2 separate regions of the Homo sapiens genome follow, and region 2 is linked to region 1. A link is an interaction called in ENCODE POLR2A ChIA-PET data of the cell type or tissue named here. Cell type or tissue: PC-9. All regions are shown on one strand. Each heading gives the region's core, and the rest is flanking DNA. Links, peaks and the distances in the headings are about the cores only.

Evidence for each region. Peaks named below come from ENCODE experiments on the same cell type or tissue, not always from the same donor. Only the 100,000 strongest peaks of a DNase experiment are listed, where the experiment ranks them.
Region 2: POLR2A ChIA-PET joins it to region 1 with 7 read pairs; 1 of 35 experiments calls an interaction of 5 or more read pairs at or near these places.

What each region holds. Positions count from the first base shown.
Region 1 is chr1:83,083,968-83,088,715 of GRCh38, reverse strand. It overlaps LINC01362 (long intergenic non-protein coding RNA 1362), which reads right to left. Exons shown (of 11, transcript NR_147074.1): 7 at 2,402-2,504. Among named protein-coding and RNA genes, the nearest start is that of LINC01361, 100 kb to the right of the region's middle. In PC-9, for the core only: no CTCF peak of the experiment used is centred there; a DNase peak (open chromatin) is centred at 2,185; H3K27ac peaks cover 1,550 bases.
Region 2 is chr1:82,780,737-82,785,484 of GRCh38, reverse strand. No RefSeq gene overlaps it. Among named protein-coding and RNA genes, the nearest start is that of LINC01362, 120 kb to the left of the region's middle. In PC-9, for the core only: no CTCF peak of the experiment used is centred there; no DNase peak of the experiment used is centred there; H3K4me3 peaks cover 609 bases.

The DNA of each region.
Region 1 (4,748 bases), core at 474-4,473:
ATGTTGTTATTATCCTTATGATACAGGATCATGTCAATCAATCAAGAGAATCTAAGTAACTGATCCAAAATTAAATTTGAATTACCTAGACCATCTTTTCACTAGGCTGCCACCAAGAGAGTTAAGAACCAGGCTTTCTAAACCCTTCATTCTAAATCAAGGGAATGAAAGAAGAATCATGCCTAGGAATGGTCAAGGCAGAATCCTAAATGGTCTATATAGTTCCCCCACCTTTCATCTTGATTATTATCCAGGAAGCAGCCAAAGGGAATGCTGTCTTTCAGAGACAGCCAAATCCAGTGACCAAACTGCCTTACTAAGGAAGAGGTGAGAAGAGTAGAGCTGGAAATTTTCCTATGTTGATTTTTGAGGAGATCCTTTCAATGCTCAAACTGACCAGGTGCCTGTGGGTGTTACAGAGCACGGTAGCCCATTGAATACCTTGACCAGCAGCTCTGTAACATCAGAAAGCTGAAAACATGACACAGATTAGGATCAAGAACCATGGTAGTGTGGCCAGAGTTGGCTGATTGGACTGGAAGAGCAACACTGTGACCTGAAAAGGCACTGACAGCAGTGAGGCAGCACTTTAGCCCAGAACAGTTAGTAAAAGTTTCAACTTAGTCATTTTTCCAGGAATGAATAAAAGCAATGCCTCATGTGTTGTGGCCTCCTTCACTACTAAAACACTGGTCAACTTTAGCAGGATTCACAACTTCTGACATGCATTCGTAACTTCTGTGTCAGAGAGATAGAGTCCCTTACTTTGTTCCTAGTCTATAATAATGGGTATGGTGCTGTGTTTAGTAGCATGATGGATCTGGGCAATAACGATGGCAATTGGGAGTGTTCAGGTTTGATTCTATTCAGTCTTCTCAGAGAATGAGATTTTACCATGGACATCTACATGAGTGACGAATTGCTCCCTTGCCATGATTTGTATCCGTCATTCACAGCTCCAAAAAGGGGTATCTTCAATTTGCCAGCTTGTGGTTTTCTACAATTGCTAGTCCATTGGCAATAAGTCAGTAAAAATATAGCATTTCATCAAAGGAGTAGTAGCCAGAGCTGTGAGAAGAGCATTGAGTTTTGCGCTCTGAATGGACCGACCCCATCCATTTTTCATTCTGCATTGCAGATACTGAGGTTAAATGGCTGTGGTAGTCCAATGGACAACATTAAGCTTCAGCTTAGCTAAACTGTCAATGAACCCAGTCAAAGCTTTTAGGGAACATCTGTGAATCAAGGACCCCTTGGAGCCAGCTTTTCTGTACATAAAAAGAGTGGAGATAAAGCTTCCCACAGAGGGATAACTGTCAGCTATTCTTGTAAAGCCAAGATACCTCTGAGGTCAGGGATGTTGTTAAAAATATCATTGGCATTGGACAAGCAAGGCTGGTTGGTAACTCAGTAACCTCCCATCCTGGTAGTTATTGAGTCTGAGTTGACATACACTCAAATGGAAACGCTCAGCAGTAGCGTTACAAGTCGTCCATGGGCCGGGAGTTCGGTTTTGGCAAGACCCCAGGAACAAGCCAATACTTGCTTCTCAGAAAGGGTGGTAGCTGCGTCACAGAAGCAATGAGTCCAAACCATAAGAAGCTCCCCTAAATAGAGGTTACTTTCCTCTGATAGGATACTTGGCAAAGCCAAGTCACAGAGACTTTCAATGTAAAGGAACTTATTTTGTGGTTTTATTTGGGTTAGTAAAAATCTTTATTGAGAAATGAGGGTTCCAGAATATACTTTGAATTTACTAATATGATTGTTCTTAAGGGATTTTTTTTTAGGAGTGTGGGGCCCCAAATGTAGAGTGTGCCACAACTTTCTAGACAATCTATTAATTTGGACCTCACACACAAAACATGCTGATTTGTGGCTTAGCCAATATAATAGACCCAGTAGAATGCCCCAGGTAGAAATACACTGTCCCGAATAGTCAAGCAGTTCAGTAAGGTGTTGGGCCTCATTTTGGTGGTAGAAAGCTGAAGCAATATTTTTTTCTTTGACTGCTAGGAAACTGACATTAAGAATCTGCCCATATATGGAGGTTGCAGTGAGCTGAGATCGTGCCACTGCACTCCAGCCTGGAGGACAGAGTGAGACTTCATCTCAAACAAAACAAACAAAACAAAACAAAACAAAACAAAACAAAACAAAAGAATCTGCCCATATAGTCTCAGGAAACTTTACCTGGTGACTCATAAAATGCTTTCTTGTTTCAGTGGGAAACAGTCTTCCAAGGCTACTTGCTATACAAACATCCTTGAAAGATAGCCCAGAAGAAAGGACAGCCAGTGCCTCTGCTCACAACACATGCAAAAATGTGAGCGACCCATGGAGAATTATCTCTCAGTACTACACACTGAAAAGGGTGAATTTCACTTCATGTAAACTATACCTGATTTTTTGAAAATCCATTTAAGCTCTCATTGAAGAAATCGGAAGGATGGGAAGGTGATCTCAAAGTTATTTCTTCACTGTCCTCAAGGGATTTATTTCCTCTGTAAGACATTTTTGGGTTTTGTTTATTTTTTTAAACATACAATTGGATTGCAAACTAAACAAACAAAAAAACGTGCAGATCCTTAAGTGAAAGGACCTAATAATGTACATACTATATACTCAAATGCCATTAGCACTAAATTTATTAAACTGAATTCATTCACTTCTACATACCTTGAGACATATATTGAGATTAGTGAAGACATATTGCTTGATATTATAATTGCCACTTATTTTCAGAAAAGGTCAAATGTGTGATGATCTATTTCTTAGTATTCCAAAGGATCCTATAGACTCAGGAATAAAAAAAGTCTTGAATAATTCCATGAGAAGAATGGAAGTTCCTGTCATTGATTGCATACTCTGAAACTCAATATTTTACTTAATATAAAAAGAACTTACTCTAGATTGCTCTATAGACAAAGGGTTTCTGGGTCTTTGGCCCATAATGGTTCTCAGTTCTGACTGCATACAAGAATTACCTGGGGAGCTTTAAAAATAATGATGCCAGACTCCATGCCTACAGAGCTTGATTTAATTGGTCTGGGGTGGGGCTTACGCTTTGGTGTTTTAAAACATTTCCCATGTTATTCCAGGGTTACAGCCAGGATTGAGAACCCCTAGCCTGTGCAATGGAATATGCTGCCATGTAAGTTTGCTGTAGCTCCTTGGTCTTGTGAGAACATTTTAACTCAGAACCTTTAGTATTATATAACTGTTTGAAAAAATAAAAGTACACAAAACAGTTTAGACATTTTATGGCTTTGACTTTAAAATTCGGAATGAAAGGTGAGACTCAAAGTATGTCATTAATTTATTTCAGCAGTTCTTAATTTGGGCGGGATGGAGGAGGCAAATCGGAACCACCTGGGTCATTTTTTTCAAATTAAAATAGCCATGTTCCCACCATGAGATCTTAATATTTGAAAAGGCATGTGAGTTGGGGAGGGAGAATTGTATAATTTTTAAAAGTTCTCCAGATGATTCTGATCCCCACATGGCTACAACTAATTCAACTTTTGTAGAAAACCACTGGATTACTTCTTTTTCTTCTAACTTGCCAAAGGAGTTAGATCGATGTTAAAAGGATCAGCGGTCAACCACAAGTTTTTACACTCTTGTTATGTGATCAGGTTAATCTTTTGGGAAGCCTCAAAATACACGTCTTATAAGAGGAACGCTATTGGTTAAGAAAGACACCACAAATTAGAGCAATTTAGGCACAGACATAGCCAAAAGCTTTCCTACTTTTAAAAATAAATGTATTCTAGGAACAACTACAAACTTGTGATTATTCTTGGCAATATAAAATTTATACAATGAAAAGGAATAATCGTGTTAGTCCATTCCATGTATCATATTCTGGAACCTACACTTCTCAATAAAGTTTTTGACTAATCCAGATAAAACCACAGAATAAGTTCCGTTACATTTAAACCTAAAAAAAGGAATTTTAAAACTTCATTTCTATGGATACACTATGTATGTGACTTGCTCAGAAAGATAAGTCAGAGGTGTCTCCCTCCAGTTTTTCAACCCCTTGCTACTCAAAGTGTGGTCCGTGGACCAGCAGTATCTTACTACCTTGGGACTTGTTAGAAGTGCAGAATCTCAGGCTCCACCCTACACCAATCAAGTTGGAATCTACATTTTAACAATATTCCCAAGTGATTCATATGCACATTAAAATTTAGAAACTACTGCTCTAGCCCACTGTTTTTAAGACAATCAACTAAACGTCTGCCCAGAAACAAGCAATAGTGCCCATAAAATGGCAGTAGAGCAAACAACATAAAAAATAATTTGTTTTATTAATAACAGAATGATTTACAAGGACAAAAATAAAAGATTTTAAGATCTCTAGTTCTCACCCTAAACCACTGAGGTGGATCCTCACACATTAATGTGGTGGGATTTTCATCTTTCTCTTTGTAAACAGTCAATAGATGATAGAAAGTAAGCTTGTGTTGGTGTAGGTAATAGAGGTATTATGTGTTTTGTTGTTATTCTTTTTATCTCAGTTTTCCATTTCTATTTTGGAAAGTGAATACAAGAGGCTGTAATTTGCTAACAAGCAGAAGTGCAAACTGCTCTTGGGGGAAAAAAAAAATACAACCACAGCCTCCACCTGTTCTTTTTACTTCGAGGCAATGCTATGTAATCCTATTTATCCTGGTATCACATATCAAGGCTAAAGGGGCAAGGAAGGAAGGCCCAAACTTAAATCGAGTCACCTTAAATCA
Region 2 (4,748 bases), core at 283-4,282, 300 kb after region 1:
CTAAACACACAGTGGATGATCTCATCTAATACATGGCCACCTTATAGATCCTGTGCAAGACTATATTCATCTTTTCCCGATCACTTCAATTTTGGCCTCAGTGCTGCTAGAGCAAGCATTTGTTGTGACCTTTTTTGCAACTTTATTGAAGCATGATATACATGTATTAAAATGCACACATTTCTAAGTGTACAGTGTGATGACTTTTGAAAAACACCCATGTAACCACCATTCCAATCAAGATATAGAACACTGGCTTCACTCCAAAAATTTCCTTCCTGTCTCTGCAACAAATCCTCCCCCATCACTCACCACAGGAAATTGCTGATCTGATTTCTATAATTATAGATAAGTTTGGCCTGTTCTAGGACTTCATATAAAAGGAAGCACACTTTTATTTATTAATTTGATATGGCAAATACTTATAAGAGCTTACTATGTGCTAGACACAGAGTGCTCTACAAATATCAGAATATTCAATCCTCTCAACCACCATGAGGTGGATCTTATTATTCCTGTTGTACAGATAGTTAAACAGAAGCCCAGAGAGATTAAGTAAATAGTCTAAGGTTACACAGTGGGTAGATGATAGACCTAGAATTTTAGCCCAATAGTCTAGTTCCAGAGCCTATGCCCTAACTCCCACAAAATGCAGCATGAGAATAGATGTAATGATAAGACCTAAATCTTATTCTCTCCTGGCCACTCTTCCAAGCATTTACAAATATTAGCTCATTTAATTCTCATAACAATCATATGATGTAGGCGATATTTTTCTCTTGACTTCATAAGTGAAGAAATGGAAGCACAGCAAGACACAGAGTGGTCATAAAGCCAAGACCTTCACATACATTACATCTGAATCTCCAGAGCCTAGAAGAATGCCTGGTATGTAATAGGTGCTCAATAAAACAAACACATTATACATAATACATTATATCCACTATGATATTATTTGGCTCTGTGTCCTCACACAAATCTCATCTCGAATTATAATCCCCATGTGTGGAGGGAGGAACCTGGTAGGAGGTAATTGGACCATGGGGGCGGTTTCCCCCATGATGTACTCTTGATAGTGAGAAAGTTCTCACGAGATTTAATGGTTTAAAAGTGTTTGGCAGTTCCCCCCAACCCCACTGCCATGTAAGACAAGCCTTGCTTCCCCTTCATCTTCCACCATGATTTAAGTGTCCTGAGGCCTCCCCAGCCATGTGGAACTGTGAGTTAATTAAACCTTTTTTCTCCTATAAATTACCCAGTCTCAAGTAATTCTTTATAGCAGCATGAAAATGGACTAATACACACTGTAAGATTGTATGTGAAATATATTATCAATAACATACTTTATATATACATCATATATGTCTTTTAATAAATGAATAGGTTTATTTTGATTTTTTAGCATCCCATGTATGGAAAACATAAACTCAAAGTGTTTTTTCTATTCTGTCACTCAACAACAATCAATACAAAATGCTTCTGTGACCAAATGCTTGGGGGTTTGCTCCACACACCAAGCAAACCATCAGTTCTGCAGCAGACGCCAGCTGGGTATTCTCCAATTCAATGCTGGACTATCTACCTAGAGGTAGCAGCAGATCCCACAAGTTGAGGGCTCAGTCCAAAGACTGCTTCCTCTTCAGACCTCAGATCAGGCCTATGGAAATTCTGATTAAATGGCTCCAAGTTGGGGCTCTCATGGCCCCCTCTTTGGGTTTGATTAATTTACTAGAGTGGCTCACAGAACTCAGGGAAGCACATTTACTGGTTTATCATAAAGGGTATTACAAAGGATACAGATGAAGAGATGTATAGAATGAAGTATGGGGGAAGGGGTGCAAAGTTTCCATGCCTTCCCTAGTCATGCCAACCTCTATGTATTCAGCAATCTGGAAGCTCTCAAAATCCTGTCCCTCTGGTTTTTTATAGAGGCTTCATTACATATGCATGATTGATTAAATCACTGTCCATTCATAATTGACTTAACCTTTAGCCCCTCTCCCCTCCTCAGAAGTCAGGGGGTGGGGCTAAAAGACCAAACCCTCTAAAATTATGCCTTGGTCTTTCTGATGACCAGCCTCCATCCTGAAGCTGCCCAGGGACTTCTAGCATTCAGTCAATTATTAGTATACAAAAATACATCACTTTGGATAGTCTGAAGACTGTAGGAGTTGTAAACCAGGGAACTGAGCCAAAGACCAAACATATATATTTCACAATATCACACATTCCCGTTCTACAAATGAGAAAACAAAATGGAGAGGTTCAGAAAGTGAAAGTAAATAGCGTCGAAATTTACAAACAGATTGCATGGTTTTAACACCAAGTAAGTAAGTTTGTAAAGAACACACATTTTCCCTGTATTTTTTATGCATTTTTCAGCATTTGCAACATAACTTTTCTCATGTAACCATCATGCCAACCCTACGGAGAATCGCTTCTCACCACTTTACCTGTTAGATAACCAATATGCAGGGGGATTAGACAATTTCCCATGGTCAACTAGCTGGGAAAGAATATAATCTATGTTCATATTCAGGCTGATGATGCAGGTGGGCAGGCAAGCCTTGAAATTGGGCCTTAGCTCAGGAGGGTTCTTGGTTTTTCCCAGGAAAGCATTCGAGGGTGAGCCAACAGTATTAAACAGCAATATTGTATTGAACTGGAGCTGCTCCTTGCAGAGCAAGGCGGACTTGTTGGCAGTGCACCCAGAGTCAGCAGTGTATGGGCTGTTGGCAGCTGTATTTATACCCACTTATACCTACTTTTAATTACATGCAAATTAGGGGGTGGGGTATTCAGAAATTTCTAGCAGTGAAAGTAACTAGAGGTTGCCTTAGGTGCTACCTATTGGTTCCTGCCAGTTCCTTCACTTCATCCTGTCAACCAGGAAATACATCCTGCTGGTCTACTATCTCGTTCCCCCTCAAAGATTAGACACTCCTCCTTAATCTTAAGGGAGCTGCAGAAGGGAGGAGGTTTTTCTGCTGATTTTATGGGGATAGGCCCTGCCTAGCATTGGAGCAGTAAAAATCCCTGGATGCTGCATCTAAGGGGCTTATTGGCCGAATGAGAGCATGTTTTCATTTTCTATGTCAGAAGATGGGATGGATCAGAAGCCTTCTACCACCATTGTTTTACATGGAATTGTTGTAGTCTAGAAGACACAAACTTTATAAGTAGGTTAAACAAGCAAGGAACAAAATTATTTGTAACAAGATAGCTATCAAAGGTCCTAGGAAGGGTGAAAACTAGGTGAGACTAGAGAGGGTACTTTTGACAGTGAACCAGATACAGTTGGGGTCAGTGTCCTGGTTATATCTATGTAACAAAGTGGAATTGATCCTTGGCGGGGGGGTCCTTATTTCCTAGTTTTTAATAGGACCAAGTCTCCTGGTTGAACAGGGGAGCTATTATTTTCCAAGGGGAATGCTTTATTTTCATATTTTTCAAAGGTCTTTTGAACCTGGTCTAAGTTCCAAAGGGAGCATAGTAAGATATGTCTGTCCTCCTGTTTCCCATCATGGCTCAAATTAAGTTTTTGGGCATCTTATAGCCAATTAAAATTTTAAGCCAGATGCAAATGGAGGTGGGCAGGCATTCATTAGTCCTTAAAACACTTTTGAAGCAATATAGAAGCCAAAAACCAAAATACAAAAATAAGGTTACATATTAACAAAATCAAGTTAGGCCAGGCATGGTGGCTCACATCTGTAATCCCAGCACTTTGGGAGGCCAAGGCAGGTTAATCACGAGGTCAGAAGTTCAAGACCAGCCTGGTAAAGATGGTGAAACCCCATCTCTACTAAAAAAAAACACAAAAATTAGCCAGGCATGGTGGCTGGCACCTGTAATCCCAGCTACTCAGGAGGCTGAGGCAGGAGAATTGCTTGAACCTGGGAGGTGGAGGTTGCAGTGAGCTGAGATTGAAACACTGCACTCCAGCCTGGGTGACAGAGCAAGACCCCATCTCAAAATAAATAAATAAATAAATCTAAGTTATAATGGAGGAAATTAGTGCTTTTATAGACCTCTAAGATAAAATATTTCAGCATCAGGCTATAACAACAGTTAGAAACAGAGAAGGAAAAATTACAGGAACTGACAAAAGCTGAAGAAAGAGTTATCTCAGGCTTTCTCAAAGGGAGAAAAAGCTGAAAGCAGTGAGACATAACAATGGTTGAACCTCTGAGATATGAATGAAAAAAGGTTTTAAACAATACACATTATAAAATTAAAAAGCAAATCAATATCTTAAGAAAACTGTTTTAATATAAAGACCATTCTTTAGAAAGACTATTATAAGCAATTCCATGTTAATTATAGCTAGTTTAATCACACACAATTTTTTTTCATAAATTCCTCTTCACAAACCTTATCATGACATACACAGATCATCTATGACATGTTTGGCCTTTCTGACTTGTCTTATACCACCTTTCTCTTAAATACCAGTCAGTTTATTCTAGGATAAGATTTACCATACAAGATTTTCCCTCATTTAAAATTACTTTCTATATCCTATGTTACCAAAAATACATTTTTGTATCTATAACCTTTTCCACATCTCTCTTTTCTACCGACTGGTTCATTTACTTTTTACAACTAAAATGCCATGTATAGCCAATCACTATGTAAAGCCACTTTTCTGTTAGCAATTCTAAAGCCTGCAAACTTTAGCATCTCACCTAGGTAAGAACCTTAAAGTTAAATTTTAAAAGACACAATGTTACCAACAAACTAATAAG